Regions from separate parts of the Homo sapiens genome. Here all the other regions are linked to region 2. A link is an interaction called in ENCODE POLR2A ChIA-PET data of the cell type or tissue named here. Cell type or tissue: OCI-LY7. All regions are shown on one strand. Links, peaks and the distances in the headings refer to the core of each region. The heading gives the core; the rest is flanking DNA.

Region 1 (10,917 bases), core at 3,696-8,695, 120 kb before region 2:
GAGCGCTCCTTCATTCAGCCTCACCTCAGGCGAGAGGGCAGCCTAGTTTTATTCCTGAAGAAATGTTAGAGCCTGACCTGCTAGACCATTTTTTTTGGTAGAGCTTTGAAGCCTTAAATTAGTTCTCATAATTTCTGAGCAGCTCTGTGTTAACCATAGGACATAATAGGTTTTAATTCTGGAGAATGGCCAGTTCTGGTTCTCAGAATCTCTTGGCCAAGACTGTCACAGAGTATTAGGCCTGTGAAGTGCCTTCCACGCTTCCCCTGAAGTCCACACACCAGTCACTCAATAGTGCCAGAAAGGCAAGTGAGGAGATTGCCTGAAAGGGGCTGTATGACCAGTGTCCAGACGACAGGTTTCTGCCGCGGCCCTGAGGTGGCAGTGGGAGGGGTTTGTCAGAAGGTGGGCAGGGTCCTGAAGCCCAGCCCTGTCCTCCCTGTCCACAGCAGGACACTTCTGAGATCTTCGAGTTCCTCACTGGGAGGTGAGGCTAATACCTTCCCTCATTCCACAGGGCGACTGTTGGGGCAGGATGTGAGGAGAGTACTTTGGGAAGAACATAACACTTTCCACCCAGCCTGGGCAACATGGTGAGATCCCATCTCTACAAAAAATACAAAAATTAGCCAGGTGTGGTGGTGGCGCATGCCTGTAGTCCTAGCTACTTGAGAGCTGAGGCAGGAGGACTGCTTGAACTCGGGAGGCGGAGGTTGCAGTGAGCCAAGATTGCACCACTGCACTCCAGCCTGGGCAACAGAGTGAGACCATGTCTCAATTAAAAAAAAAAAAAAAAAAGCTTTCCATAAAGGCCAGGACAGATGTGCTTCCTTAAGAAGGGCTAGAGTTGGAGGCCTTGCCCTCCTCTGGGCTTGTTGGCCTTGGGGGAGGCCTGACAGAGCCTTCCTGGGGCTGCCTGTTCTTCTGGCCCCTTCTCCGTGCACAGACCAGTCTTGGATGATAAGTCAGGAAAGCCCTCCACCTGGCCGGGCTGCAGTGTCGCTGGGGCTGCCCACACTTGCTGACCATGGCTCCCCACTCCCTTGTCTCTCACAGCACCACTGCCCCTGTTTCCACAGTGCCCACGAACAAAACATCAGGAGTCTCTTGGAAACACCATGTTTGATTATTTCTTTCTTTCTTTCTTTCTTTATTTATTTTACTCTAAGTTCTGGGATACATGTGCAGAATGTGCAGGTTTGTTACATAAGTATACATGTACCATGGTGGTTTGCTGCACCTATCAACCCATCATCTACATTAGGCATTTCTCCTAATGCTATCCCTCCCCTTGCCCCTCCACCCATGTTTGGTTTTCTTTAGCTTATTCTAGTATTTTCTCAAGACCGATCGAAATGATAATATAGAGGCATAAAGCACATTTGTTGTGAGTTGATGCAGATAAAAAGGCTTGGGGTGGTCTTCAGAGTAATTTGGGAGTTGTGTGTTCTGCTGGCTTTGATAGACAAGCCCTTCTCTGCTCTGGCAGGTGTTATCAGAATCAAACGTTTGCAAATGATCATTCTCATCGCATCCATCTTCACAGCCCCATGCCTCTTCCTGAATGCTCAGTTGAAAATGCGTATTTCACCTTCCTCAGGTATCTAATACTTAACCTGGGAGAAACGCAAGTGTGGTTTGCAAGGCTTTCCAGGTGTCCAAATGATGATTTCCCATCCTTTTCTTCATTTCTCGAGTGGGGCAGGGAGGCATCGGGGTGTTTGTGATACGTTTGTGTGAAGCTGGACAATTCGGGTGACAGAAATATGTTCAGGGCAGTGTCTTTTATCGTCCCTTCTAACTACAAAGGCATGGATTGCAGTTGAGCCCCACTTTCAGAAGGCCCAATACACACAAAAATCTCATTAATGGAAACTGATAAATTAGAGAGTGATTTTTCACATTACAGAAAGATTGTTAACTTTTCAAAAGGTTTCACCACAGGGTTTCTTTAAATAGTGAGCTCCCCCACTGAATTTAAAGTGTTTGTTTACAGATCATTAACTACTTGACAGAGAGGATATTGGGGGTTGGGGGAAGGAAGACACACTTAAAAGGTAAAATGTTAGAAGCCCTGCCAATTTTCAATGAGCCTGGAAGGGTGACGAAACATCTCTGAAATTATGTTGGTTAGCAAATATGATTTATTTTACAGAAATTCATTTTACACATGGCTTTCCAAGAACCCTCCATGCTGATGGGGTGTGGTGGGAGGTCAAGGACCACAGGGTGCTGGGCTTTGCTGTCCTGGTTTGTGGTGGCTGGGGAGAGGACTCCCTTTTCTTAGAGTCCTGTGTGTGCCTTTGTGAGCAATGGGTGCCAGGCTCTGGCATGAGGCCGAGCTTTGCTACTGGACTTCTGGCATGAGCCACTGAGACCTTTTCCCTTGACATTTAGCCTGGGTTTGGGGAAGTTTCTTCCTGGTTCTCTGACCTTCAGTCTCATTGGCTCAGGACACACCTAGGTTTCCTCCTTGAAGCTCAGACATGTAAACTTTGCAAGACTGTGTCCCAGGAGGTTGAAATCCATCATCAGGCTCACTCTCTAAGCCTAAGGATTAGCCTGGGGACCAAGCCCAGCCCTGAACTCTCCTATAAGGCCCTCCTCATCCAGGTCAAGGTCATGAGGGGAACAGGTGTATCCTGGCCAGCTTCTAGCACGGCCTATAGTAGGTCTCTTGGTTGGTCCAAAGGAGGCCTGGACTTGCATGGGAGGCAGGAGAGAGAAGCCACCCCATCTAATCCAGTCTTCTCCTTTTAAAGATGGAAACACTTAGGGCCAGAAAGAAAGGATTTATTCAAAGTCACGAAACAGCTGGTGAGTGGCAGAGTTGGGGTTGCAGAACTTAGGTTCCTGACTTTCCTCTAGCAGTCTCTCCAGAGGAACAAGTCCCTGCTTCCTAAAGGAAGAAAAGAATCCGGGGAGTGGTGGCAGTGGGAATACATAGAGCAAGGGCATCTCTGAAAGTAGCTCCCAAATAACCTGATAAATACCTCGGATAGAGGCAAGGCTACACCCCTCCCCCTGCCCCCACTACACACAAACAAGATCCTCAGCTGAGGACTCAGAGCAGGAGTAAGGGCACCCCTATCCTCCCCATGGCTTTGAAAAGAAGAAAGAGGGGAAATTTGGAGGGATGGTCAAGTTGATGATTGAAGAGACAAAGTAGTGTAGGAAAATCTCAATGTTTCTTGCACAGTCATTTGTTGAAAATGTGTCAGCAAGTACAAGCCCATCTTAAACTGGCAATGAGACATCTGAAATAGATTATTTAAGCCAGGGAGGCAGTATTGCAAGGAAGAACATGGCTATCAACACTTGTTTGTCTGACTCAGAGGAATAAAACATAGTAAATTTTGCCTTAGCGGGCCACCCACATTCATTGGGGGAAGAAACAATTGAGGTGGGGGGAAAACAGAACAGATGAACCTTCATGGAGTTTCACAAGAGTCCACATGGTTGTGTCCCTTATTTTCAGAAAATGTGAAATTGGAAAATACGCACTTGTGAAAGCTGAAGATGTCACAGAAATCTTCAGAGGATTTATTTAGATGGTCGTATCCTCCGCTGTCAACTGGATGAATCAGTGTGCAATATTTTGATGTGAATGTAACCGCCTATTGGGCCCCATTTACTCTGTGCCCACCTTGGGCTTTGCTTCTCTCTAAGCATCTTTACCTGCTTTTTCTTTTTATCTAGGATATCCTTTCTCTTGGCTCTCCAGGTTTAACTCATAAGTTTTCCTCTTTCCCAAAGCCTCTCTCCCTCCCTTCCAAATGGAAATAATTTCTCTTCCTTTGAATTTCCATAGCAGCTCATCTGTACCTCTCTCATGACACACTTTCTACATGGGGGTAGAGCAATTTCTGTGCAGGCCTTACCTTTTCTACTAAATGAAGCCTGCTGTGGGAGAAATCTGTGTCCGTGTTTTCTTTGTACTGCCCACAGCGGCTAGCCCATTGCTTTGGGCATTGTAGGCACTCGGTAAATATTTGTTGAATGAATGCATGAGAGGTTGAATGAATGCATGAGAGAATGAATGAATGGAATTTATCCTGGGAACACACATTTTGCATAGTGAGGTATGTGATTAAACAAACAAAAAAAAATTGTCCTAAGACAATTTGTCTTTTTATGCAGCTGCCCTCTCAGTCTCCTAGATAAGTTCCGCCATTCTAAGGCAAAAGCTTAAAGTGTAATAAAAATTTATCTAATTCACGATCAAGTGAAAATACTTTGGGCCCAGAGCCAAAGAATATTATTGGAGTGAACTTTTTTTAACACCCTAAATTTAACCAGCTGGAATTCTTTTTTTAAGTACCATCCTATTCAACCTTTTGAAATGAAGGATTTGCCTTTTAGTGGGAAATCTGCATTTCAACACAAAGATGGAACACAATGTCTTTGGCTTAGTTGCTTTTCAGAAAAGCAAGATTTTTTTTTTTTGGAATTATATGCTTTGCTTATGTTAAAGACACAGCTTGCAGAAAAATTTTGTTTAGGCCTGACAGATTGGTGGCTGGCATTTTTATAGATAAAGGGGCACGCAAAATGTCATCTCTACTTCCTCCCTTTATTGAGAAAAAGCCTAGGAGGAGAACTCTTAAAAGGTGAAGTTAGTAACCTGTTGTTTGAGTAATCAAGGCTCTAAGAGGATAGCATTGATCAAAAAAGAGTTTTAAAATGAGTGATTGATGTTATTAAAGTCACTGGTGAAGTATCAAGGAATCTAAGGACCATGAGAGAGTTTCAGGGAAGAAATTCTATATTGTAGTGTCTATAATTATTGCTTTCTTTTGTTTTTGCAGAATACACTTTTTAAAGAACATCAGGATTTGGTAAAACAGCCAGTAAAAAAGCAATGAAGGAAAAAAAATGCACATGTAAATGCTCATTTCTAGAACAAAAGAGAGTGCGATTTTGACAATATCAGAAGGTTAATTAAGAAGTCTGTGAGTGATGATAAAGCTGGCACATTTTCATTACAGATTGACACAACTCAAGTCACAGGCATAGCTAATGTTTGCTCTATAATACTCTGATAAGTCAGAGAATCTAAGTGAGAAGAACTGGTATCTATGGTAAACATAGGGTCAAGAGCTAGATGCGGCTGAATAGAAAGGACATTTACTTTGCAGTTAGGTAAAGAAGCCTCTAGCTCAGACTAGCTGCACTGTTGTTATTTGTGTGGCTTGAACCTAGTAATCGGATTCAGAACTGGAATGGGTTCCTTCAGGGTACTTTACAAACGTTCAGGATGCATTTTAAGTGTAGTCTAGAAGGTGGTACATGGAAGAGCTGAGGGACTTGAGGATTATGGACTGCGAAAGGACTGTAGGTAGTCCTGTATTTTGGCCTGTCACCAATATAGAGACCCCTCCTCATCATAGTGTCATCCATTCTCTTTTTGAAGACCCAGGGTGAAAGAAAGGGGGTCACAGTGTCACGAGATAGCCCATTCCACGTGGGACAGCTCTACTGCTTTTGTGCCTGTCTCACTGAAAAAAAAAAAAAAACAGGGAAATTATCTAAAAACATATGTTTAGGAAATATACACACATTCACACACGTACACAGACACATATGCACACACTCACATATACACACACATGAACACGCTAACACACATGTGCATGCACATGCTAACACATGCACAAGCATACACACACATGCACACAGTCACAATATACACACATGCACATGCTCACAAACACATATGCATGCACACGCTAACACACATATGTACACATAAATGCTTGCAAACACACACACACGTACATTTTAGTGAATAGCACACATCTATGTACTCCTGTGGAGAGTCCTGTGGTTTTAATACCTGTTAAAGTTGGGCTCCCAAAGCAGTCATTAAACGTGTTGGAATGATGCTTTTTGCTTAGCTGTTTTGGCACATTTGGAAATCTGCAGTATTACCTGTTGATTAGTAGACAGTAATGTGGCTGTATTACACACCCAGTGATTAGTTTCAGAAACAAATAGCATGTTAATAGTCAAGGAATCTTTGAGATGTTCTTGAGGAAACCAAAAAACTTGATTTAATGACTTAAATTCCAGGAACATCCCACTGGGCTTAGAGCTCTTTGTCAAAAGTTGGTACCCAATATATGTAGAAATGTAAAGTGACCAAATGTATAACATTAAATCAAAGCCATTCCCAGTTTGCTGCATATTTTTTAATGAAACCTGAAAAATAAGAGTCACTATTTTTAAATTCAGCCATAAGGAAACTTTGCAACCTAATAATGTGTAAGGCATTTCTGAGGCCCCAAGTGGAAATACTGGGTCTAGAGAGACCTTTATGAAATAGAACAGGTTGAAACACCTTCCACCAGAAAAGTGTAAGACATTTGAAAAAAGATTGAGTCAGAAAAGGGAAATGTGTCCCATTTGAGAGACCAGAAAGGGAAACAAGAGTCCAGTTCCTGCTGTGTCCGTGCAGTTGCCACAGCTGCGTTCGCTGACATGTCGGCTTTAATGGAAGCAGTGAGGACACAATCTGTCTGGCACAAGCTGGTTTGGGTGTTGTCTCATGCTAAGAAGGCCCTGGACCTGATGGAGAGCCTGGACCTGTTCCCTGTCCTTATCAATGACAGACGGAGGGTGGAACCTGAATTTCCTAATGGAGGGATCCTTAGGGATTCCCTAAGCTTAATTTGTTTTTGACTGTTCCAGTCCTAAAGGAGGTGGGTCCTGGACAGGAGGGAAAACAGCCTCATGGCCCATGGGTCTCTGCCCAGGGAATTTCAAAGCTTCCAGCGTTCATACTTCCCTTACCCTAAGACAGCAGTGCTGATTCAGCTTGAGTGTGCATGAGAATCACCTGGAGAATTTATTCAACATAGAAGGCTGCTTCCCCACCCTCAATTTCTGATTCAGTAAGTCTGAGGTGGTGCCCAAGAATTTGCATTTTGAACAAACTCCCAGGTGATGCTGATCGGGGGTGGGCCTGGGTCTGCGCTGTGAGAATCACTTGCCTAAGAGCACTAACAAAGAAAAAAAGAGGACATAACTAGATCACCCACTTCCTAGCCAGCAACCAGAGCCCATCTCTGGCTGGGGAGAATGAAAGCGAAGGTGGGAAAAGAAGAGGCCCTCAACCAGGGGCAGCTCCTTTTCCCCACCTTGGCCTGGGAAGGCAGAGCTGCTCCTCGAGTTTGACGCTCAGAAGCATTAATTGTGATACTTTACTTTGCCTAAGCCGTGATGAAATAATTGAAGGCATCATAGCAAGAAGTTAAGCCCTAGGGAGGCTATTAACAATTTAGCATTTCCAGTTCATGTGGGAATGTCGATTTTACTTACCAAAGAGAATATTATGGATGTGTTTAGTGGAAGAAGCAGCAGAATCAGCTGGGGTCCCCAGTTGGCTTTGCTTTGACCCTCTTCCTGAAGGAAGATAAATGCAAGGGTGAGTCTCACAAAGACAGTGTGCTTTTTTTCTAAAGTAAATAGCTTCTTAGGCTGATAGAAATGTTTTTAGCTGTCTAATTCTGCAGGGGAAGCAGAGGTAGAGGGTGAACACAGCAAAGGTGAGGCCAGGAGGCCCAGGCAGCAGAGCAGGCCTTGTTTTCCAATTGTGAGACCAAGTCAGTTCATTGGCACCTTTCGAAAGCCCCATGTAGCGCTGCTGGGCTGGACCCTCCCCCAAGACGGTTAAGTACTGCTTAATGGATCAGTAGAAACAGGACCTTCTTGTTGGGCAGTGAAGACCACGGCAGGAGCAGCAGGGGGGAAGAGACAAATTCCCAGGAAAGACCACTGGATCAGGAGTCAGGAGATTAATTCTAATCTTCACATTGTGGTTAATCATCAGTGTAGCCATGGGCAAGTCACTTAATTTCTCATGGCCTCAGTTTCCCCATCTGTAAAATGAAGGGACAGACTTGATGATAGCTAGGGTTTTTTACAACTTAGAAAACAAAAACAAAAACAAAAACAAAAACAAACTATGCTGCCAGATAGTCAGATGAGACCTCACTTTGCCACACGGCCAGACACTGTAGAGATCTGGTCCTGCCGTCAGCTTGTTTAGGGCTAATGGGTTTGTAGACAAGTTTGCCAACAAGAGATTCATGCGAGGGGCTAGGCATGGATTAGGTTAGCAGTTCTCCCATTTCTTGCTGGAGGCCTGCTGAAGCACTTCAGGGTCTCTTCCCAGAGTAAGTGGCAGAGAATTTGAAATTTGATACTCCCCATACAAGGATCCAAGTACCTGTTGCGTTTATGCTGGGATCACAGAGATACCTGGGTTGCCTGTGTTTCCTAAGAAAAGGATGTCTGTTTTGGCAGCAAACTTAGTGAACGGCTGAGGCAAAAACAAGTGCAAAGATGGATTCTCAGATTTCTCATTGAAAAATACCATGACAAAATCTGTAGTAATTTTACGCCACACTCTCAATTCACTTGACGTAAACAGTCAAATGTAGACATACTTGTTTGTTAAGTCCGGTCTTCCTGCTTGTGTTGGTTCACTTTGTGGTGTTTATTTTGTTTTGGGTCAGAGAGGATGAAATGTCTCTGTAGATGTTCTCAGGCTAGGTGGTGCTTCCACCAGGGCTTCCCTCTGCAGGCCTGGTAACAGCAGACCTATGCTGTCTGTGTAAGAGCCTTCTCAGCAGCACACCATCGTTACCCACCAGGCTCCTTGCGAAAGGAAATCTTGTCCCAACTGCCTTGGCTGTGCTTGGCAGTGTGCTCTATATAAGGAGAACAGGATGTATTTTACACTTGAGACCTGCTATCCTAGAGTACAACAACAACACTTCTAAGTGCTCTTAATATTAAGCTAATGGAAAACATACTGTTTGTTCACCATCAAAGTCTGTTTTTCTTGTCTCCCGCCCTCCCCAATCATCATGAACTCCAAACCTCTAGAACACACAGAGCGTCTCCTGCACCATCTATCCTCCAGTCTGTCTCAAGATGGACAGCTACATGGTTAGTTAGCTAGAGGAGGACTTGGAAAAGCTAGGCACTTACCACATAAACCGTAAAATCCCCAGATTGCACAAACCAAATTTTCCTCTTCTCAAAAAAATCTCAGTGCTACAAATGTTTCATTGACTATTAGATTCATTTTATTAGTGTGAGAAGTCACTTGTCTTCACCAGAGTACAACAAAGTGCAGTAAAATGGTGAAGATGGGTCAGGGTTTCTGGGTGCTGGCATTATTGGAATGCTGGTTCTTTCCTTGTCATTTAATGGTCAAAGTTATTTGGACCCCAGAAGTCTAATCTTTATCTTCCATTGCTTTGTATTGTGAGAAGCCACATCTGTGTAAGGTTTCCAGTTGACAGGATTCTAGAGTATGGCCCAGCTCAGTCCAGAAATGCCCAGGTTTCCCCTATCACTGAAGGCGCTATCATAAATATAGCATGGGAAGAGGGGGGCAGAGGGACAGAGAAAGCAAAGTGGGACTCTGTCCCATAAAAAACGATTCACAAATCTACTCATTTCCTATCAGCATTTTGCTTTTTGCTTGGGTTTGTCTATAAAGTAAAGTTAATGTATGCATGTAAACCAGCCTTGCAGATAAAATCCCCCCATGTTTCCAGGCTACCCACAATATTACCAGTTTTCCCCTTGCTGCTTACACATCTTCTTTCCACAAGACAATAATCAAACAACAACAAATAAATAAGCAAATGAACCAAAGACCACCTCTCCCCTTTCCTAAAACAAACCCTTTCACTTTTGTCAAAAAGACCGAAATTGAAAACAAAACAGAAACTCTGGGAAATAACTCACCACTCTTCTTTTGTTTCAGGCCTTGGGCCTGTTAACTATCTGCAAGGCTGTTGTAATGATGTTGTAATCTATTTTAATGGAATTGAAATGTGATATCCTGTGGTTTATGATGCACGTTGTTTGTAGCTGTAGTGCTTGATTTTGGGTTTCTTTCACAGATAAACTTCTGCACTGGAGGGGCCTCTCCTCCCCTCGTTCTGCACATGGAGCTCTAATCCCCACGCCTGGGATGAGTGCAGAATATGCCCCGCAGGGTATTTGTAAGTTGAGCCTTATTTCTTCTACAAATGTCCATGTGTATAGAGATGAGAATTTCTGGAAATTGCCCTTACTTTTTAAGTACTGAAGGAGTTACTTCCAAAATAGATTGTCATATGTATTATTCCATTACTCACTTGGCAGCCGCTCCCCACTCCACTCAGCCCCAGAGGGACTTCTTCCCTCCCCTTTTTCTTTCCTCACTGGAGGCTGGGAGCTGATAGTAGCTCATCCCTGTGGGTCTTCTCCCCAGGGTCTTGTCTTGCTCCGTGGCTAGTGATTGAAGATGCCTGTGCCTCTGGAGCCCATTTTATTACTGGACATTCACTCCTGTGGCCTCATTTAGGACTTTGGGTATAGTCCATGGCACACATCTTTAGCCAAGGCCAGAATCAAAAGGAGTCAGTTTAGGGTTATTCCAGAGTTATTCCAATGCATATTCCTTATGTATTTACATGTGTATTTGAACATAGTATATGTTGTATATTCATGCCCACACATAATTTTGACTAATTTTTCTCCTGGTTTTAGAGAAAAATGCACATCATTGTAGTTAAAATGTGAAGGCTCTACTATCACCACCACCACCACCACCATCACCACCACCACCACAACCACCACTGCCACCATCACCACCACCACCACAACCACCACCATCACTACCACCACCACCATCACCACCAGTACCATCACCACCATCACCACCACTACCACCACCACCACCATCACCACCACCACCATTACCACCACCATCACTACCACCACCACCATCACCACCAGTACCATCACCACCACCACCATCACTACCACCACCACCACCACCACCATTACCACCACCATCACTACCACCACCACCATCACCACCAGTACCATCACCACCAGTAGCATCACCAC
Region 2 (10,917 bases), core at 2,181-7,180:
GAATACTCTGTCAGGTGCAGTGGACTTAAGACCTTTTTCTCTCTTGGAATAATGTCCTTAAAAATAACCAAATTTTCCATTCAATAGAAAAATGTTCATCCCTTCCTCCCCATCAATATGAATTGTTGTCTTGGAGCATGGGGCACTAGCAAGCCATATTGATTTTGGAAATTAAAATGGGAATGTTGAAGAGCGTTTTCAAAGAATTATATGGGATTTTAGCCATCTGAATGGCTTTCTTTTTAGGGTCAGTGAGAGTATTCTGGCTAAAATGTAGCCCATTGCTTTAGAAATAGTTTCCTTAATGTCTTTCCTGTCGCCCCTGCTGGGTCTGTGCAGGAAATGTAAACCAACATACAATATGTGTGTTTATTTTCATGTCCCATTTTATGGGAAATTGGATGGGGTATTCCACTGAGGCTTCAGCTATGATGTGTTGACAATATAGGGGGAGCAGGGAAGACTATTGCTGAAAGAGTTTACAAGGGAAGAAGGGGGTTCTATAACCTTTGAGAACTATGGGGAAGAGCCAGGCCTGCCAGCGAGAGCTCCGTTACTCAGGGGCCAGAGGGAGGCATTCAATAATGAAACCGGCTGGTGAGTTGCTCATCCATTAAATGACATCCTCACCAGCCAGCCCCAGTTTCCAGCACAGTTGGGATGTTGTGCCACACCTCATCTTGTGAGATGTTATGTCTGATACTGTGTGGTCTTCCTGCCTCTGCTGGCCATAGGAAACTCAGGCTACCAAACACCCAATCCAGAGTCCATAAGGGGTCACTAACTGGGTGGGGGGCAGAGTTACCCGGAGGACCCCTGCAGGAATGCAGAGGTTAGAGATTGTCAAACCAGTCATATCCTGGCCTTGTGCAGGTGGTGGCAAAACTGAACCTTTTCCTGGGATCCTACTGGAAAAGCAATTTAAAAAGTGCCTGGGTAGCACGGGGCCTGCTCAGGGAGTGTGGGTCCGTGTATTTCCTGTAAAATGTTTGAAATCTCAGCGTTAGGCCCATCTGTAAGACAGCAGTAGGTGTCAGTGGGAATACATGTTTTTCCTGCAGAAGAAAAAAGTTAGCATGTTTGCATTTTAAGCTCATAAACAGCTGCAGCCTGGACCGCCATGGCAAGCACGTTGGGGCTGGAGGAGCTGAGAGCTGCTGTTTGCCGGTGCACAGCAGCAGTTTCCAGTTGTAGACTGAAATATTGTATATATCTCCAATTTCAATAGGACTTTGTTTTGTGTTTCTAAACAAGGAAATTGAGGAGTGTCAAATTAATTTTTTAGTCCTGGTCATTTTTTAATTCCAGTTGGCCAGCTCGGCCTGGATTTGTACAAATACCGATTCCAGAAAATAGTTGAAGTACTAAACTTAGTAAATAAATGTGTTTATCTTTCAAATAGATTCAAGATGAAATACCCAGCACTTCTCCAGGGCATTTCTGTCCCTGCCTATTCATTTTAGCAGCTTGACCAAACTAATTCCCTTCCCTTAGTGTAATATTTAAATGGACTTCTGGCATCTGATACATTGCCTGCTGCTCCAATTCCCTAAGAAAGTCATTTAAATAGATTTTGACTATCTTGCATCTACTATAAAGCCAGTCAACTAAAAATCCTGGTCACTTCTCTCTAATTTTAGATGAGCCATGTGGAATTATTGGCTTTTGAGAAAATTCATCTTATCAGAGCTGAAAGTTTTGGATTTAATTTTTAACTATCTTTTTTTTTTTCTTTCCCAGCAAGAAAAATGAATGAAAAGACAAATAAGAAAGTGTTGCCATACAAAGTTAGCGAGCTGTCAGATAGATATAACTACTAAATGAAAGTCCACATTAAACTTTTGGGGCAAGATTCTCACTCCGCCTTCCCTCAACTCCAAGCCTTTGCTCCACTCCACTCATGCCCAATCTGAGAAAGGAAAAGAAGCAAGTTTGACACGTATCCTGCCTTCCAGGAATTTGCGATCCAGTTGAAGAGACAAGCTCTACCCATTCAGAGGGTGGCTTGTGTGATTTGGGTTTTCTGCTAGGCACAGGATGAGGGGTGCAGAGGGGAGTGGGGGAAATAGATCCTTATGTATTGGCTGGGGACCAGGACTTGGGGGTATTATAATAAGTTGGCCTGAAGGAATAGCGAGAGGTGGGTATGTGAAAAGCAAGCTGATAACAGCATAGAGATGGCAAATATAAGGGGAAAGTGGCCACAAAAGTGAGCAATGGAATGCCAGGTGCAGTGGCTCACGCCTGTAATCCCAGTACTTTGGGAGGCTGAGGCGGGTGGATCACAAGGTCAAGAGATTGAGATCATCCTGGCCAACATGGTGAAATCCCGTCTCTACTAAAAAAATACAAAAATTAGCTGAGCGTGGTGGCACGCACCTGTAGTCCCAGCTACTTGGGAGGCTGAGGCAGGAGAATCACTTGATCCTGGGAGGTGAGAGTTGCAGTGAGCCGAGATTACGCCACTGCACTCCAGCCTGGTGACAGAGTAAGACTCCATCTCAAAAAGGAAAAAAAAAAAAAAAGTAAGCAATGGAGAGCAAAAGGTGGAGGTGGTGGACAGGGACTCGGCCAGTCTGACTGCATCCCCAGAAAGAGAGAGGACCTGGTGGAGAGTGTGGGGCTATGGTGGGGAGGCCTGGAGTGTCGGGCCAAGGACTTTAGATTTTTTGTTGTAGCCAGTGGGACGGGATTGTCATGAGATGTGGTGGAGGACACAGAAACCTGAGGCAGAGAGGCTCCTGTTCTCCACACTCTGGGGCCTTGGGTGGTGCTTATGTTAAATCATGACATGAGTCACCAGAAGGAGAGCCACCCAGATGCGGGAGGGCAGAGAATCTCTCTGAGTTGGGAGTAGGGAGAGAATGCTGCAGACTGGAGTTGTCTGGGAAGGTGTCTTGGAAGACGAGGATTTTGCCAGGTGAAAGGGAGTAGTAGGAAAGTTATGGTATTTTGAACCATCTTCTACTACAGGAAGATGATTATTAAAGCAGCACTAGACCCTACCTTGGCTGTCAAGATGCATGAATAAAAATACACTTGTCACCATATTTACTTCCTGTTCCCTTTCTTCCCGTTTAAAATAGTAATTGATGCTTTCATTTTTTAAAACAGATGTTCTCCATTTTTCAGCATGTTGTGGGGTTGCAGAGTATGCGTGGGGCAGCAGCTGGTGATAACATCTTTTATTTTTTAATTTTCTGGCTGTGGATTGGAATTAGAATCAGGATTTAGAAATGGGGAAGCCGTGGCTTGTGGCCTGCATCCTGACGTCTTACATTACATCTCAGGTAGCAGTTTGTCCTTATGAATCAAACCTGCCATGCTACTGACAAATAGGAGGTATTTTTATATGATGTAAGTTATACCTGCTTGTGGTAAAACAAAACCAAACCAGAAGGTTTCCTTTTCTCCTAATTTGTCTCTCCAGAGGAAACCACTGTTAACAGTTTGGTTTATATCCTTTCAGTCTTTTTTCCTTTTCAGATAATAACAGTGGTAAGAACTAACCTTTACTGGGGAATCTGGACATGCCAGACACAATTCTAAGTGCTTTACATATATGAACTCATTTAGTCCCTGTGCCAGTCCTCTGAGGCAATATGACTGTTTTCCCCATTTGAGAGATAAGGAAACTGAGATGTTAAGTAATTTTCTGGAGCTCACGTAGGTAGTAGGCAGTGAAGCCAGGATCAATATCCAAGTGTTTTGAGTCCTAAATCTGTGCTCTTAGTTATGACTTTATGCTGCTGCCATGAATATGTATAGTGCATATACATATTACTACCTAGTTCTTAAAAAGATGAAATCATACTATAAGTGTTGTTCTGTGGTTTGCTTTTTTGATAAACATTAATACTGGGGACATTTCCCCATTTCAGTATATATAAATTTAATTCTTTTTAAAATGTACCTACAATTATACTGATGTAGCATCATTTTCAAAAACGATACTCTTCCTTCTGGCCATTTGGGTTTGCTCCAGATTTTTGCTATTATAAACAATATTACAGTGAACCTCTCAACAATAGCAGTAGCAACAACTACCATTAATCCTGAATAATGTGCTTACTGTGGGTGGGGTCCTATTCTAAACCTTTTCCATGTATAAACTCATTTAAACATACATCTTTATATAAGTGGGCTAGTGTTTCCATAGGCTAGATGCCTGGAAGAGGGACTGGTAGGTTAGAGGCCAAGTGCATTTAAAATTTTGATTGCAATTTTCCTCCCCAAACAGGCAAGTATTTATTAAGTGTCAGCTCTAAGTGCAACACCCTCTTAGGCATTCTTTGGAATGCACAGACACATGAGATAGGGGCCCTCCCACAGGTTTACAAGAGTGGAGAGACAAGCTGGTACAAGTCGCCAGGTGATGAAAACAGTCATTCCACAAGGCAAAGCTGGTGGCATATGCTGGGAGCACTACAGGTGTGTAGAGAGCAGGGAGGTCTGTGAGGGGTGGAAGGTATCAGGGGGAGCTTCAGAGAGGAACTGGGGCTGAATGAGGCTTGGAAGGATGGAAAGATGGAGGGAAGGGGTTGGAGAGCAATCCTGGGGAAGGGCCAAGAAGAACGAGGCTTAGGCGGGAGGTGGTGTAGTTGAAGAATGAGACAGTGAGTCTGTGGGATTGCCATCCTGACTGAAGCAAAGAGTGTGTTTTGGGAACTGGTCAGCCAGCCGACCATCAAGAGAAGAGTAGAATAAGAGTAGAAATGGACATCCACCTGTCACATGACTAAATTGTTTAACCCAAATAAAAGCTAATCAATTAACAAATAAAGCTAATCAATTAGCTTTATAAATGAAGCTAATCAGTTGCTAAACTGTGCTCTATTCTTCTGCCTTGACATAAGAATCTTTGACCTGGAACAGGTTTGAATTTAGAATTTTCCACTCCATGGACTATGGCACTGGAGGGTGGTGAATTACATTTCCCGATCAGTGCCAACAGAAAGAGAATAGGGCTTGTGATAATCAGATATATTTGCCCAAATCACTTGGATAAGTTTTTCTCCTCTGTCAATGCTGAAGCACGCTGGTGCTGGAGCAGGAAATCACAGCCCAGAGAAGGTGAGCAGGTGCCCTGTTCACACAGAGCTTGGAAGTTCTAATCTCTGACCTGAAGTGAGACATTGAAATAGAAATCTTTCTCTTCCTCCTCCCTCCTTACCCTACCCCCAGCCAACAAAGAAAGAAATGCAGGTGCATTTAACTTTGCCTGTAACTTTCTGTTCTGCAATGAAAATGGCCTCCTGTGTTTTTGTTTCACAAGCACAATTAAAAGTCTAATTTCAAAGCTACAATAGGGAAGCAAGGGCGTCAGTAAGAAACCCAGAACTTGATGCAAATAATTGAGCCATTTTTAATTTGTTCAGTGTGATCAGGTAGGGGGAAATTCTATATTTAAATATAACCAACCACCTTGAACCTTGTATGGAAGTAACTGTGTAAGAAATGTTTGGTAACATGTTGCTGAAGTTGTAAAATGTGTACCTCCCAAAACAAGGATATTCAAAAGTTAAGTTTCTCACGGTGATGTTAACACATCCGCATCGCGTTGCACATGCTGTACAATTCTGCATCATAAAAAATGGATTTACAAGCTTAAGTACTACTCGGGAATATTACATGTGTGGAATGTGGCTGGGTTAATGTCACTGTGAGACCCTTAGCCGTTGCCAAGGAGGTTTCCTGAGCCTCAGCTGGGGCCAGGCGGGGGCAGACTGGAGAAAGCCGCTGCTGCCTGGGCCTGCAACTTTGCCTAATGAACAAAAACACCATTTTGGCCTCAAAGATCTTGAGCTCCACAAGCCACAAATCACAACGAGGAAGAAATCAAACATTAAGGTTTCTCTCGGATTATTATTGACCAGGACGGTCTGGAAATTATAGGATCTTTCTAAATGTGGGCAGGGGCTTCCGTGAGGTCCAGCAACACAGTGGCATTTGCTTTTACTGCTGCTATTTCTCTGTTTCTGGTTTTACTTACTCTGACCCCTCTCCACACCAGAGCCGGTGTGAGAGCTGCTGTCACCTGGCCTTTCCCAGAGCTGGAGGGAGTCCCTGGGGGACGAGTTGGGTGGCAGGTGATGCGTGTAGACTAGGATGTGAGATTAACTCCAGTCCGAAAGGGCCCTGGGATAAATTACACATGTCCGAACATATCCATAGAGGAGGAGTTGAGTGGAAATAGGCTTCAGGGGCAGCCAAAGAGGGAAAAACATGAGGACATTGTGTGTGTGTGTGTGTGTGTGTGTGTGTTGCTGTAATGATGGGAGGGAGGATGCAAGGCAGGACTTACGGGTCCTAGCCAGCTGTGCTGCACCTGGTCCGTGAGGCAGTGTGGAGTCCACCGAAACGACCCTCAAGCCTGATGCCAGTTCCAGAAGCCCAGTCGGCAACTCTGCCACCTTACACTCCTCTCCCCGTGGAACTGCCTGGGGGTGCTGGCATGGGGACATGAGGGATGTCTGACAGGAGAAACAAGCATTTCAAGAGTGTGTGGTTGGCTTCGCTGTCCTTTGGGGGGAGGAACTGGAATCAGTCAACAGGCAAGTAAGTTGTTATTGCACACCTTTTATGTATTCTGCTGGGCCGTGGGCTGCGGAGGGCACTAAAGGGGTAGAACATCCTGCTCCTCTTGAAGACGCCCAGCCTTTGGTCCCATGACCTCAGGCACATGCGTAATCTAAGCGGCAGCCCAGAACTCATGACGGGTGCCCAGTTCCTTGATGCCTCCTGAAGGAAATGCTGCAAGCTGTTCAGAGGATGGAGACTGCATGGGGGTGTTCGTAGGCAAGGAAGGCTTCAAGAAAGAGGCAGCTCTGAGCTGCTTTTCAAAGAAGAGAGGATTTAGACAGGCAGAGAGAAGTGGGGATCACTCAATAGAAGTAAATTCCACAAGCTCTGATCTCTATCCCTAATAGGGAACGGGGCTCCTAACAATAGCTTTTTTTTGTGGTCTGAATTCAGGCCCGACTCCCAGTTCCAGCCTGAACACTGGTCAGCTGAAGACAACGCTGCCACCTTCATCTCTTCCCTGCCTGTCCTGCTTACAACAGTTGCAAGAAGTTTATACCCACATTAAGCCCCCAGAGGCAGGCTGGCAGCCAGCCTTCGCCACTGGTGCAGAGAACTGAGTCAACCACCCGGTGTTCCTGGCTGCTCCCCCTGAGAAGCTTTCCCACCCTGTTCCCTGAGTCGAGAGTCTTGGCTGGGCACCTGCTGCACTGTGGACGTGCGGACGCGGCCTCCAGAAGGGGGAAGGGAGCCCTGGCTGGCTTCTCTGAGACGTGTTGAGTGGCTTGCCATTGAAGACTGTTTCCTCACTCAGGCAGCTGCATGCCCCAAGTGAGTGACTTCCTCTCTCTGGACTCAGTTTCTGAATCTGTAGACAAAGAGGGTGGACCAGATGGTCTTGGAGGTGCCTTCCAGGTCACATCTCTCCTGTTTCTAACAGCAGGTGGAAGCAGGTGAGGAGGGCAGTCGGGCAGAGAGGAATGGAGAGGAATTCCCCCACAGAGGCTCTTGGGAACCACACAATTCCCCATTCTGGTGCCACCTGCTTCAAGGATGTGAGTGAGAGCAGTGCTGGCCTTGAAGCCTACATCGGTGGGTAGTCTAGCCTCCCTAGATGTGTCCTTAGGTGTCATGGGATCCATATCTGGATCATCAAGGAGACCTCACTTAGGCTTCTCTTGACTTACCAGGAAAGGCTAAGTCTTGCTTCGGGCAGGCAGCTGCCTCTGGGGCCCGGGCCTGTGGCCCCAGGGGAAAGAATTGTTGCCCCAAGATGCTCATGCAATGTTGTGTGACTGTGGCAAGGCTGTGCCATTTTAGCTGGGATCAACACGCTAATGGGCACAGGTCCAGGGGGAGTGCAGGTGCCTTCCTGGGTGCAAAGTGGCCCTCATCCCCATAGCACACAATGTCTGCACAGCTGAGGCTGGAAGGGACTGGCTGAGGGCCGTGCTGGTGTGGGCAGATCCCTGGAAGATCACCTGGGCCATCTCCTCATTCTAAAGATGAGAAGAACGAGGCTTGGAGAGGATGAGTGTCTTGTTGAGGGTTGCACAGCAAGTTGGGGACACAGCTGCAGGAAATCCAAGTCTCCTGATTCCTAGCCCATGATATTTTCTCTCCCACCAAGTTGAAAGGCTGAGGTGATGGGAGGCCTGGCATACCACAGATGGAAACTTGCATCGTTGCCCCCGGGGCTCAGATGATTCTCTAAAAATGTGTCTGAGGAAGTGAGAGTGCAGGGCCTCTCCTCACACGTTGGAGCTGTAAGTAGGGCACGTGCTTTCAGCTCCAGGCAGGACTGGAGAAGGTTATGGAAGGGCAGCCAACCAAGAAGCACTTATTTAAGCATTTTTATGTGCCTAGCCCTGAGCTAGGCATAGTAGGGCATAAAGGAGCTTTGAAGGACCCTCCCAACACAGCAATTTCACTGCAGCTGGTGAGCAAATTTAACTCACAAATCAATTACAAAAACAACCTCATGCAAGCTACTGTTTGTGTAATAAAATGTAAGAACATATATTTGTATTTGCGTAAAGGAAATCTGGAAGGATATAAAAAGATAATAAAAGTGTTAACTAAACAGTTACGTGATGGGGTGGGGGTGAGATTTTTGTCCTTTGTACCTTTTAATTACAAAATTATTTTGAACTATGTGAATGCATTTTCTTTGCAAAACATTAAATACAAACAATAACAAAAAACCCAGACAACTAAATGTGAATTGGGTGGCAAGGGGCCAAAGGGATTTGGGAAAAGCAGAGTTCAGAAGATGTCATAGAGCTGATCCAGGTTTCTGGAAGGCCAGAACTGGAAGAGACTGTTGGCGTTATTTTGTCCAACTTCCCATTCAATGCTCGTGTGTTTTGTACAACAGCCAAGACATGGACCTTCGAGAGTCCCTCACTCAATAATTCCTAAATGCTATGGCATGACAGTGCTAACCTAGGGGTCACAATGCACAGATAGGTCGGTCCCTGTCTCAATGGCCTTATGTTCTCCAAGTGTACCCTTGACTGAAGTGCCAAGGAGATTCTGATTCCTAGGGAAAAACAAGAAACACAGGAGTTAAAGGGCTTGGAAGGAGGATAGAATTAGGGAAAGCAGCAGAGTTTAGTTAGGATTTGAAATAAATCTCAAAGGAGGGGTCAAGTTTTGACAATCGGAGGACAGGAGTACCAGGTGGTAGGGATATGGATAAAGATAGAGATAGAGGCATGTTCTCAGGATTAGCAGGGGACTAGGCCAGGTAGGGTGGAATAGTAGGGTGGGAATCTGGGTGAGTATATGTTGTAGATTGTATTGACTGTCAGTTTGAGCTTTTTTTTTTTTTTTTAATTCAATAGAACATGGAGAACCAATAAAGATTCCTGAGCATGTGCTTGAGTCATTCTTCTTGAAATTCTCCAGTGAGTGGGAACTCCCTATTTCATCCAAGAACTCATGAGGATGAGCTTCTTGGAAGCAGTAGGAATTGATCTGGGGCTTCAAGGATCAGAATGTCGAAGGTACTCTGGGTGGAGGGAAGAACGAGTCTAGTGTTAATGCGCACTGGGAAAGGATTTTGAGCATGAGAGAGCATATCCATGCTGTGCGTTGGGTAGACAGCTCTGGCTGTGCTATCTAGGATAGGCTGGAGGAAGGGTTGCTTGAAGCAGCATGACAAGTTAGGAGTCCCTCACAATTGTCCTAAGAAGAGATTCTGAAAGCCTGACTTAGGAGGTAGTAATGGGAGTGGAAAGGCACACTGGAAAGACTCATTCCTCTCCTATCCCTGAGGTCCTCTTTGCTTGGATTAGAACAAAACAAAACAAGACAAAACAACCAACAAACTTCTGACTCACTTGCCAGTCTCAAGGGAAGAGACTATCCTTAGCTCAACAGTCCAAGATCTCTGTTTACTAGATATTTTCCTGGGTCATTTCTTTATTTCCTGTGCCACTGGCAGGGGGTGGCAGCTGTGGTCACCCTGGCCCTGGTGTTTTTTGGCATTTTGCTGCAGTTTAGATTGTGTTGATGGTAGGATAAACATTTCCATCCTTGGGCATCTTGTTCCATGCCAGAGGAAAGGTACTCAACGGTGTTGAAGCCACTGATACAGCTGGCCTCAACCTTCTCATCTTGCATATGAGAAAATGGAGGTCCGGAGAGTTAAAGAACATGTTCAAATCATGTGGGGAGAAGTGGGGACACAGGAGCAGAATTTAGTCCTTAGGTCTTGGACTTTTTTTTTAAGTATACCTTGCAGTTTTTATTGAATAATGCTAGTATTTACTGACCACATACTATGTGTCATACACTGTGTTAAAGCCTTCATTAATTTCATTTAATCCTCTTAAGTTGCTATAGGTAGGGACTATCATTATCTCTATTTCTTCAGATGACAAGCTGAAGGTCAAAGAAATTGAGTAATTTTCCCAAGGTCATGTAACTAGGAAGTTGCAGAGTCAGAATTTGAATCCAGGTCTATCAGACACCATGTATCTGTCCAAGTATAAGGAACCCCCTGAAAATTACTTATTAAAAATAACTCTGACATCTCCAGCCGAGTGTGGTGGCTCACGACTGTAATTCCAGAACTTTGGGAGGCCAAAGCAAGTGGATCACTTGAGGCCAGGAGTTCGAGACCAGCCTGGCCAACATGATGAAACCACAGCTCTACTAAAAATACAAAAATTAGCCAGGTGTGGTGGTGTGTAGTCCCAGATACTTGTGAGGCTGAGGCAGGAGAATTGCTTGAACCTGGGAGGGAGAGGCTACAGTGAGCTGAGATCATGCCACTGCATTCCAGCCTGGGCCACAGAGGGAGACTCCATCACAAAAAAAAAAAAAAAAAAAAAAAAAAAATTAAAAAAGAAATTGTGACATCTCCAATAGAAGTTCTACTTTTAAAAC
Region 3 (10,917 bases), core at 3,305-8,304, 62 kb before region 2:
GCAATTGGATGTCTATCAAGAGATGGGCCAGGACACTGGCTGGACTGACTTGGGAAGTAGAGGAAAAGTGTTGCAAGTTTAGGACTTGAGCTGTGTGCAGTGATTTGGGAGTGAAAGGGGCTTCCAAGACCAGAGCAAAGGTGAGCTTAACACTTTCTGGGAAGCCTCCATTTCTAGAAAGAGAAATGGAGATGGAGCAATCAGTAGAAAGTTAGGATGTCCACCCTTTCATGCACCTCCGTGTGAAGAGACCACCAAACAGGCTTTGTGTGAGCAACATGGCTGTTTATTTCACCTGGGTGCAGGCGGGCTGAGTAAGAAAAGAGAGTCAGTGAAGGGAGATAGGGGTGGGGCCATTTTATAGGATTTGGGAAGGTAATGGAAAATTAGTCAAAGGGGGTTGTTCTCTGGTGGGCAGGGGTGGATCTCACAAAGTACATTCTCAAGGGTGGGGAGAATTACAAAGAACCTTCTTAAGGGTGGGGGAGACTACAAAGTACCTTCTTAAGGGTGGGGGAGATTACAAAGTACATTGATCAGTTAGGGTGGGGCAGGAACAAATCACAATGGTGGAATGTCATCAGTTAAGGCTGTTTTTACTTCTTTTGTGGATCTTCAGTTACTTCAGGCCATCTGGATGTATACGTGCAAGTCACAGGGGATGCGATGGCCTGGCCTGGGCTCAGAGGCCTGACATTCCTGCCTTCTTATATTAATAAGACAAATAAAACAAAATAGTGTTGAAGTGGCGAAAATTTTTGGGGGGTGGTATGGAGAGAGAATGGGCGATGTTTCTCAGGGCTGCTTCAACGGGATTAGGGGCAGTGTGGGAACCTAACGTGGGAGAGATTAAGCTGAAGGAAGATTTTGTGGTAAGGGGTGATATTGTGGGGTTGTTAGAAGAAACATTTGTCGTGTAGAATTATTGGTGATGGCCTGGATACGGTTTTGTATGAATTGAAAAACTAAATGGAATAAGAGAAGGAAAAAAAAAGGTATAAAAGGTCTAAGAATTGGGACGACTCAGGACATCTGATTAGAGAGTGCCTAAGGACATTCAGCATAGCCCTGCCAGCAAAGATTATTCATTTACTTCAAGAGTTAAGAATGGCAGTTTGGGGATAGCATGAGGCAAGCGTGATCAGGGTGAGGAACAGGAAAGAAGGAAATATGGGGAAATGGGGTGAATATCAGGTGGATCAGAGAGATACAGTCATGAGGGTCAGGTGTGGTATCCGGAATAATGTGGGAGGCCGGATTGAAGTCCGGGCCAGGAACAATGGTAATTGTGGGAGACTCAACAAAGAGTGAGTACAGCTGAAGGAGCCGGGGAGCAGAAAGTGTATGTGTCAGGTGTGAGGAAGAAAATAGATTTTGGAAATTATGAGAGCTATAGAGAGTGAGTTGAGCATAGTTTGTGATTTTTAGGGCCTCTAACAGTATTAAAGCAGTGGCAGCCGCTGCACGCAGACATGAGGGCTAGGCTAAAACAGTAAGGTCAAGTTGTTTGGACAGAAAGGCTACACGGTGTGGTCCTGGCTCTTGTGTAAGAATTCTGACTGCACTAACCATGCCTAGGAAGGAAAGGAGTTGTTCTTTTGTAAGGGATTGAGGTTTGGGAGATTAATCGGACACGATCAGCAGGGAGAGCATGTGTGTTTTTATGAGAATTATGCCGAGATAGGTAACAGATGAGGATGAAATTTGGGCTTGACTGAAGTAATGGGGGCTGTCTGTGAAGCCTTGCGGCAGTACAGCCCAGGTAATTTGCTAAGCCAAATGGGTGTCAGGGTCAGTCTAAGTGAAGGCAAAGAGAGGCTGGGATGAAGGGTGCAAAGGAATAGTAAAGAAAGCATGTTTGAGATCCAGAACAGAATAATGGGTAGTAGAGGGAGGTATTGAGGATAGGAGAGTATATGGGTTTGGCATCACGGGGTGGATAGGCAAAACAATTTGGTTGATAAGGCGCAGATTCTGAACTAACTTGTAAACCTTGTCTGGTTTTAGGACAGGTAAAATGGGGGAATGGTAAGGAGTTTATAGGTTTTAGAAGCCGGTGCTGTAGCAGGCGAGTGATCACAGGCTTTAATCCTTTTAAAGCGTGCTGTGGGATAGGATATTGGCGTTGAGTGGGGTAAGGGTGATTAGGTTTTAATGAGATGGTAAGGGGTGCATGATCAGTCGCCAAGGAGGGAGTAGAGGTCTCTTATACTTGTGGGTTAAGGTGGGGGAATACAAGAGGAGGACGCAAAGGAGGCTTTGGATTGGGAAGAAGGGCAGCAATGAGATGCAGCTGTAGTCCAGGAATAGTCAGGGAAGCAGATAATTTGGTTAAAATATCTCGGCCTAATAAGGGAACTGGGCAGGTGGGGATAACTAAAAAAGAGTGCTTAAAAGAGTATTGTCTAAGTTGGCACCAGAGTTGGGGAGTATTAAGAGGTTTAGAAGCCTGGCTGTCAATACCCACAACAGTTATGGAGGCAAGGGAAACAGGCCCTTGAAAAGAAGGTAATGTGGAGTGGGTAGCCTCCGTATTGATTAAGAAGGGGACGGGCTTACCTTTCACTGTGAGTTACTGGAAGCTCGGCGTCCGTGATGGTCTACGGGGCTTCCGAGGCGATCGGGCAGCAACAGTCTTCAGCCGCTAAGCCGAGAAGGAGTCAGTCAGAGAGCCTTGGGCCAGAGTTCCAGGGGCTCTGGGAGTGGCTGCCAGGTGAGTTGAACAGTCCAGTTTCCAGTGGGGTCCCGCACAGATGGGACACAGCTTAGAAGGAATCCTGGGCTACAGGCATTCCTTGGCCTGGTGGTCAGATTTCTGGCACTTGTAGCAAGCTCCTGGGGAAGGAGGTTCTGGAGGAACTCAGTTCAGGCGTTTGGAAGTTCTTGTGTGCTGGAGATGTGGCTGGGGTTTGTCTCACAGTGGGGGCAAGGAATTGCAACTTTTTTCTATTATTGTACACCTTGAAGGCGAGGTTAATTAAATCCTGTTGTGGGGTTTGAGGGCCGGAATTTAATTTTTGGAGTTTTATTTAATGTCGGGAGCAGATTGGGTAATAAAATGTATATTGAGAATAAGATGGCACTTGACCTTTTAGGGTCTAGGGCTGTAAAGTATCTCAGGGTTGCTGCCAAACAAGCCATGAACTGGGCTGGATTTTTATATTTGATGAAAAAGAGCCTAAACGCTATCTGATTTGGGATAAGGAAAAAGGAGCATTAACCTTGACTATACCTTTGGCTCCAGCCACCTTTTTAAGAGTGAATTGCTGGGCAGGTGGGGGAGGGCTAGTCACGGAACGAAACTGTAAGCCTGACCAGGTGTGAGGAGGGGAGGCGATAAAAAGATTACAGGGTGCAAGAGCGGAGGCTGAGGAAGAATTGGGACCTAGCTTGGGCTGGTGAGGAGGGGAGAGGTCACATGGGTCTGTAGAAAAGGAAGATTAGAAAGACTCAGCGACACTTGGGGTTGGGACTGAGGGGACAGGCGGGAAGGAAAGAAGGAAGATTTGGGACAAGTTGCACTGGGCAGAGACTAGGAAGGGACTGATGTGTAAAGGAATGCCTGGACGTCAGGCACCTCAGACCATTTGCCCCTTTTACGACAAGAATTATTTAGATATTGTAGGATGGAAAAATTGAAAGTGCCGTTTTCCGGCTATTTGGAACTACTGTCGAGCTTGTATTGGAGTCAAGCGGCATTGCAGAAGAAAATAAGGCATTTAGGTTTTAGGTCAGGTGTGAGTTGAAGAGGTTTTAAGTTTTTGAGAACACAGGCTAAGGGAGAAAAAGGAGGAATGGAAGGTGGAAGCTTACCCATAGTGAAGGAGGCAAGCCCAGAAAAAAGTAGAGACACAGAGAAGGGGTGGGGGGTTCTTGCCCTCCAGAAAAGCAGAGAAGGGGTTGGGGCACAGAAATAAGGGATTGGGGCACAGAGATAAGAGGTCAGGGTGTGGAAATAAGGGATTGGGGTGCAGAGATAAGAGGCTGGGGTGTGGAAATAAGCGATTGGGGGTTTCTTGCCCCCTAGGAAAGCGGGACTTGCCGCTGAGGGTGAAGGAGAAGGGGTTGAGGGGTAGTTGCCCCTGCCTCAGGAAAGCAGGACTTGCCGCTGAGGGTGAAGGAGAAGGGGTTGAGGGGTAGTTGCCCCTGCCCCAGGAAAGCGGGACTTGCCGCTGAGGGTGAAGGAGAAGGGGTTGAGGGGTACTTGCCCCTGCCTCAGGAAAGTGGGACTTGCCACTGAGCGTGAAGGAGAAGGGGTTGAGGGGTACTTGCCCCTGCCCCAGGAAAGCGGGACTTGCTGCTGAGGGTGAAGGAGAAGGGGTTGAGGGGTACTTGCCCCTGCCCCAGGAAAGCGGGACTTGCTGCTGAGGTTGAAGGAGAAGGGGTTGGGGTACTTGCCCCTGCCCCAGGAAAGCGGGACTTGCCGCTAAGGGTGAAGGACCAAGGCAGGCGTCCCTGCGTGGTCTGACACCCTTGAAACGTGGGTATATAATCAGAGAGGCGTCCCTGCAATGATTAAACATCAAGGGAAGGCTGCCTTCCCAGTCCGTGACTGGCGCCGGAGTTTTGGGTTCACGGATAAAACATGTCTCTTTTGTCTCTACCAGAAAATGAAAGGAATTGAAATTAAGAGAAGGGAGAGATTGAAGTGTGGCGCCAAGATTGAAAGGAGAAAGAGGTTGAGGGATAGTGAGGGAGGTTGGAGAAGAGAGTAAAAAGAGGCCGCTTACCGGATTTGAAATTGGTGAGATGTTTCTTCGGCTGGTCGGTCTGAGGACCTGAGGTCGTAGGTGGATCTTTCTCATGGAGCAAAGAGCAGGAGGACAGGGGATTGATCTCCCAAGGGAGGTCCCCCGATCCGAGTCACGGCACCAAATTTCATGCATGTCCCTGTGAAGAGACCACCAAACAGGCTTTGTGTGAGCAATAAAGCTGTTTATTTCACCTGGGTGCAGGCGGGCTGAGTCTGAAAAGAGAGTCAGTGAAGGGAGATAGGGGTGGGGCCATTTTATAGGATTTGGGAAGGTGATGGAAAATTACAGTCAAAGGGGGTTGTTCTCTGGCGGGCAGGGGCGGGGGTCACAAGGTGCTCAGTGGGGGAGCTTTTGAGCCAGGATGAGCCAGGAGAAGGAATTTCACAAGGTAATGTCATCAGTTAAGGCAGGAACAAGTCATTTTCACTTCTTTTGTGATTCTTCAGTTACTTCAGGCCATCTGGATGTATACATGCAGGTCACAGGGGATATGATGGCTTAGGTTGGGCTCAGAGGCCTGACAATGTACCCATAAATCTCCTTTGTAATTCCTGCTTCTGGCAGTGAGGTTTCAGAAAAAGTTTGTTTCTGGAGTGTGTTATCTTCTTCCCTGTATCTTCCATTATATGCCACCTTGTAGGCATTGGAGGGGACTTCTGCTCTATTTTCACTGTGTTCTTATAAGCCTTCAAGCAGATAGGGTGAGTATTACCGTCCTCATTTGAGAGAGAAAACCATGGGTGGAGAAGTTCAGTGATTTGCCTGATGAGTAAGGAATAGGTGGTTTAAAAACCATGTCCCTGATTTCTGGTTTATAGCCCATCCCATCTCACCAAAATACCTGGGAAGGCCAAAGCTGGCTTGAAGCAAATGGCAGGGAAAGGGAGTCTGGTTATAGAGGGGATTTTGATGAGAAGTCACTAAGCTTTCTTAATAATGTCTTGTGTTGATAGATGCACAGGAAAGGAGGAGGCATCGGGGGGACTTGAAGACCAAATTCTGACTTTCTGGCACAGCCAACTGATTGACTTCTAAGAGCTCCAGTTCTGTGACGTAAATGGCTCTGGTGACAGACAGGAGAGGACAAACATTACTAAAAAAAAAAAAAAGTGGGGGGAGATGTGATGTAGCCAAAAGGTCAACAGCCTTGAGGACAGAAGACCTGATTTTTTTCGTAGTCTTAGGGTGCTACCAATTCACTGTTTAACTCTGTGACCTCAGTCTTTCCAGTTCTTGTTTTGCTCATCTATAAAATGTGGACTAGATGATCTCTGAGACCTTTCTAGCTCTTTCTAGAAGGAAGCTAAAGTCAGACAGACATGAAATCAACTTCCATTCTATTCTTTGGCGATTGTTCACCAGATCCCAGACTCTAGGAACCCTAGCTTGTCCTAGAAATCTCAAGTTCTGGGGATCTTGCAACTTTCCCTGATTGTGAAACAGTGACCTTGGCTATGAGAAGAAAACTGGCCTCTCCCGAGTCACCACTTCCTTGTGCCACTGCCAGAATACATGACACCAGCCAAGAGTTCGCATTCATCATCCTCACGTCTGCCTGTGACTCTACACCATTCCTTGCCTTCTGCTTTACCCTCTCTCGCTTGGCTTTCACCCTCCCCGCCCCCAATCACAGCCGCATTGCCAGAGATAAGCACATAGTTTACTATGGCTCAGGAACCATGGGGAAATGCAAGATAGGTTCCTTGTCCTCCAGGAGCTTAAAACATAACAGGGAGAGAAATTGATCAATAGTCAATGCAAATCCAATCAAAATCCCAGCAGGCTTTTTTTGTTGAAATTGACAAACTGATTCTAAAATGTATGTGGAAATGCAAATGCCTAAAATAGTTAAAGCAATTTTGAAAAAGAAAAACACATTTGGAGGACTTATACAGTGCTATCTGACTTCAAAACTTGTGGTGTTAGTGTACAGACAGACAGGATCAATAGAACAAAGTCCAGAGATAGACCCATGCATATAAGATTAACTGAATTTTGACAAAGATGCACAAGCAGTTTAATGGGGGAAAGGGCAATCTTTTCATCAAAGGAGCTGGAATAATTAGAATTTATATGCAAAAAAAGAACTTCAACCTACAAGTCACACCACACACAAAAGTTAACTTAAAGTGGATCACAGATCTAAATGCAGGGCAACAACTATAAAAGAAAACATGGAGAAAATCGATGTGACCTTGCATTAGAGAAATGCTTTTTTTTTTTTGAGATGGAGTTTTGCTCTTATTGCCCACACTGGAGGGCAATGGCACGATCTTGGCTCACTGCAAGCTCTGCCTCCCGGGTTCAAGCGATTCTCCTGCCTCAGCCTCCTGAGTAGCTGGGATTACAGACATGTGCCACCATGCCTAGCTAATTTTGTATTTTTAGTAGAGACGGGGTTTCTCCATGTTGGTCAGGCTGGTCTGAAACTCCCGACCTCAGGTGATCCGCCAGCCTCGGCCTCCCAAAGTGTTGGGATTACAGGCGTGAGCCACCGTGCCCGGCCTGAGAAATAATTTTTAAATAGGACACACATGCACACACAAACCAAACTATTAAATAAAAAATTGATAAATCAGGCATTATCGAAGTTTAAAACTTTTGCTCTTCGAAAGACACTGTTAATAAAGTAAAAAGACAAGACAGACTGGGAGAAAGTTTTTGCAAAAAATACATCTGATAAAGAACTTGTATCCGGAATAAATAAAGCACTCTCAAAAGTCAATAGTAAGAAATCAATGCAACACAATGAAAATGAGCGAAAGATTTGAACAGACATTCCACCAAAGAAGGCATGGCAAATAAACACATGGAAAGATGCTGAACATCATTAGTCATTAGGGAAATGCAAATTAAAACCACAAGGAGATATCACTACATATGCACTCGAATGATCAAAATTAAAAAGACCAACAATAACAGGCACTGACCAAGATGTGGAGCAACTGGAACTCTCATTCACTAGAAATGCAAGATGACACAGCCACTTTGGGAAGTACTTTAGTGATTTCTTATGTAGTTAAATATGCACTGACCGTATGACTCAGCAATTTATCTGCTAGCTATATTCCCAGGGGAAATGAGAACATACATCCACACAAAGACTTGTATTTAAATGTTCACAGTGGCATTTTGTTATGTTAAGGAAAACTGGAAATAACTGAAATACCCATCAAGTGATGAATGGGTAAACAAATTGTGATCTATCCATACACTGGAATATTACTCAGCTCTAAAAAGAGCTGAAGTACTGAAGTACTTTATGCATGCAACCATATGATGTGTTGAGATGCATGCAACAATGTGGATGAATCTCAAGGAATATGCTATGTGAAAGAAGCCAACCACAAAGACTACATTCTGAATGATTGCAAAATGCAAAACTCTAGACAAGGCAAAACAATAGTGATAGAAGACACATCAGAGATTCCCAACAGCCATGGGGCCTGGATAGGGGATTGATGGCAAACAGGTGAGAGATAATGTCAGTGTTCTACACATCACTGTGCTGGTGGTCATATGGTTGTATATGGTTGACAAAACTCATTCAATTGCGCACTTACAGTTGGTGAATTTTTGTTGACTACAGAAAATACAATGTGGAGAGAGAACATGTTTGTGTGAAACAAACAACGCAAGTTAGAGTCAGAGAGAATGCCCAAACCAGAGCCATAGACTGGGCACTATAGAAGATAAAAAATGGGACCTGGAGCCCCCAACTCTGTGTGAGATGATCCAAGAAAGGTGGGAGAAAGGAGACCAACGTGGGTGGGCATTGAGCACTTGGTAGGATTGGCAAAGGAGGAGGGGGAAGGGCAGGGGCTCAGCCTGTGGGCAGAACCCTGGGGAATGCCAACTTCTACAGGTTGGGCAGGGCAGCGGTTCCAGCCCTGGTGGTTTTGGTCAGCATCTTTACAGTAAGCCGTGGGGAAGTGTGGAGTTGCTCGAGTGTGGCAGTGCTTTTGGCCTTGAGCCCCACATGCAGGTCACTTTCATCAGAACAGGAAAACGAAACAGGCTCCCCTGAATGATTTATGGGAGGGCTTGTGTTTTGGGGATGTGATACTGCAATTTGTGTTATAGGACCAAGACATCTGTTTCCAGGGAGGTGCGTTCTCTTACCATGAGCCTTTCCCACGAGGGATCTTTTGCCCCCTTAAGAGTTATCCATTTTATCTTAGTTGCATGTTAGCATAATGGGCCTTCTGGTGACAAGTGGCCTCACCAGGACCTGAGTGTGCATGGTGTGGGGCCAACTGGGAGGTGAGCAGGAGCTGTCTCGGTCTTACCCTGTCCCTCGGATGGTGTCTAGCCGTGCAGTAAGCTGTAGGATTAGGGAGCATGCCATCTGTGAGATGGCACAGGCAAACTCCCACTTAACAATTAAGTTTTAGCCATTTATTTGATTAAATTTCAGTTATGCTAACTGTCCCCATGTGGATTAATGGCCCATGCTGGGGAGCTCTGCTGCCAGCAGATCTTGGCCCACAACCCCTTCTCACCAGGAGGTAAAGTTCCCTGGGGAGGCCTGAAGCCAGGGGTGTGCAATTGTAGAGTATCCTGGCTAGGGGAGCTTTGGCAAGGTTCTTGCTCAAGTCCTCACATCACAGAGGACAAAACTGAGGCTGGCTTCAGTCACCAGGAGCCAGTATGGAAGGGACCCACATAATGGCCACACAGCCTGTCAAGTGTTGAGTCACTTGACAGTTATTTGACTCATTCCTTTTTGTCTACAAGCAGTGGGGGCATGGCATGGTGCATGTAGATGGAAACACAATGTGTACCTGTGACGGACAAGCACCCCACCTCCTACCCCTTCTCAGAAGGGGAATTTGGGAGGAGGTTTGCCCCTGCCCACTTTCCCCTGTCAGACAGGTAGAGGAAGAAAGCCCCATGCGGAGTTTGATTGGGGAGGGAGGGTTAGTACTAGCTACCCCTTATTATTATTATTATTTTTTTAACCCTACCTCTGTCTGCTTTTAAAAGGAATCATGAATCCTCAAATCTTAGGAAGATTTTTGTCTGGTATGACTCCTGGGAACTTTGGTCAAAGGGTGTCTGAGATTCCTGAGGCCCCACCCTGCCCAGTTTTAATACTCCTCACTAATCCCTTTTCACCCCGAGGCTTCGTCCATACGGTGCTCCCTGTCTCCTAGCATGTCTGGGTGAATCCTGCTGGCTCCTACCCCGCCAACCTCCTGCAACCCATGATCCCCATGAGTCCATTATGCAAGATTGTGTGTGTACCAGTGCCTTCCCCTACACTGTATGTGGGATCGAATATTCATTGTATAAGTAAAATTAAAATGTATTAACTTTCCTTCCAGATGCCCCCTGATAGCAAGTTTAATTACTCTGGACATAATTAAATGAGTTTAGGAGATTAGAAAATATAAGGGGGTAGTGAAGACTATAGATTTATTGGGAAAAAAAGGAAAATTTAATTCTGAAGTCTGTTGTCATTTGGTGGCTAGAATGCTGGGGCCTGGGAGGGATGGGGGAGATACTTTGGTAATGGTGGAATGAGGTCTTCAGGAGGCTTGAAGCAGTTTGGATGCATCAGTCTCTTGGCCCACAAATGTAGAAATACAGCAGACTTATGCCTGGGCATCTTTCCTCTGATGCAGTGCGGTATTTTCCTGCAAGAGCCAGGAGCTTGGGGCAGGTGTAATAACTGAGGAAATGGATGCGCCAGCAGACAGCTGTGCTGTGAGCCTCACCCTTCCGTTCAAGGGAGCTTGCCCATCTTGCCATAGCCTTACCCTCTTGTGATAGGCTTTCCTGGGACCTGCAGCAAAGTCTGCAAATGTTGAGAGTGTCTTCAGTCACAGAACTGACTCCCCGGAGGGCTCGCTGCCTTGCTTTTCTCTGGTCCTTGTTCATCGCATACCTCCAGGCAACTTCAGCCTCACCTTTGCCCTAAGGTAAGGAGCAAGGGTTGTATGGTAGCTTCCAGGTGGAGCCAAGAGACCCTTAGTCTAGTTGGTTCATCATATGCTGTATTTCTGCACTAAAAAACCCAGACATACACATGCACACTCAGCTCACACATATACACTCACTACTGACACATACATATACACACTCACTTGCATGAACAGCCGCTCACATATGTTCACACTCTCACTCGTAAACTCACATGCATGCACACATTCTCATATAC

The links. Peaks named below come from ENCODE experiments on the same cell type or tissue, not always from the same donor. Only the 100,000 strongest peaks of a DNase experiment are listed, where the experiment ranks them.
Region 1: POLR2A ChIA-PET joins it to region 2 with 11 read pairs; 2 of 35 experiments call an interaction of 5 or more read pairs at or near these places.
Region 3: POLR2A ChIA-PET joins it to region 2 with 14 read pairs; 2 of 35 experiments call an interaction of 5 or more read pairs at or near these places.

What each region holds. Positions count from the first base shown.
Region 1 is chr2:60,467,840-60,478,756 of GRCh38, reverse strand. BCL11A (BCL11 transcription factor A) reads left to right here. Exons shown (of 4, transcript NM_022893.4): 3 at 9,924-10,025. Among named protein-coding and RNA genes, the nearest start is that of BCL11A, 80 kb to the left of the region's middle. RefSeq lists an enhancer at 1,462-2,275. In OCI-LY7, for the core only: no CTCF peak of the experiment used is centred there; no DNase peak of the experiment used is centred there.
Region 2 is chr2:60,348,367-60,359,283 of GRCh38, reverse strand. It overlaps MIR4432HG (MIR4432 host gene), which reads left to right. Exons shown (of 2, transcript NR_132992.1): 2 at 1-68. Among named protein-coding and RNA genes, the nearest start is that of MIR4432, 34 kb to the left of the region's middle. RefSeq lists enhancers at 5,583-5,632, 5,773-5,852, 6,333-6,832, 7,603-7,682. In OCI-LY7, for the core only: a CTCF peak has its summit at 5,681; DNase peaks (open chromatin) are centred at 5,253, 5,713, 6,063, 6,653 and 4 weaker places; H3K4me3 peaks cover 4,519 bases; H3K27ac peaks cover 5,000 bases.
Region 3 is chr2:60,411,795-60,422,711 of GRCh38, reverse strand. The region is part of intron 2 of LOC124906010; the gene reads left to right. Among named protein-coding and RNA genes, the nearest start is that of MIR4432HG, 26 kb to the right of the region's middle. RefSeq lists an enhancer at 8,886-9,015 and a silencer at 9,486-9,535. In OCI-LY7, for the core only: no CTCF peak of the experiment used is centred there; a DNase peak (open chromatin) is centred at 7,801; H3K27ac peaks cover 82 bases.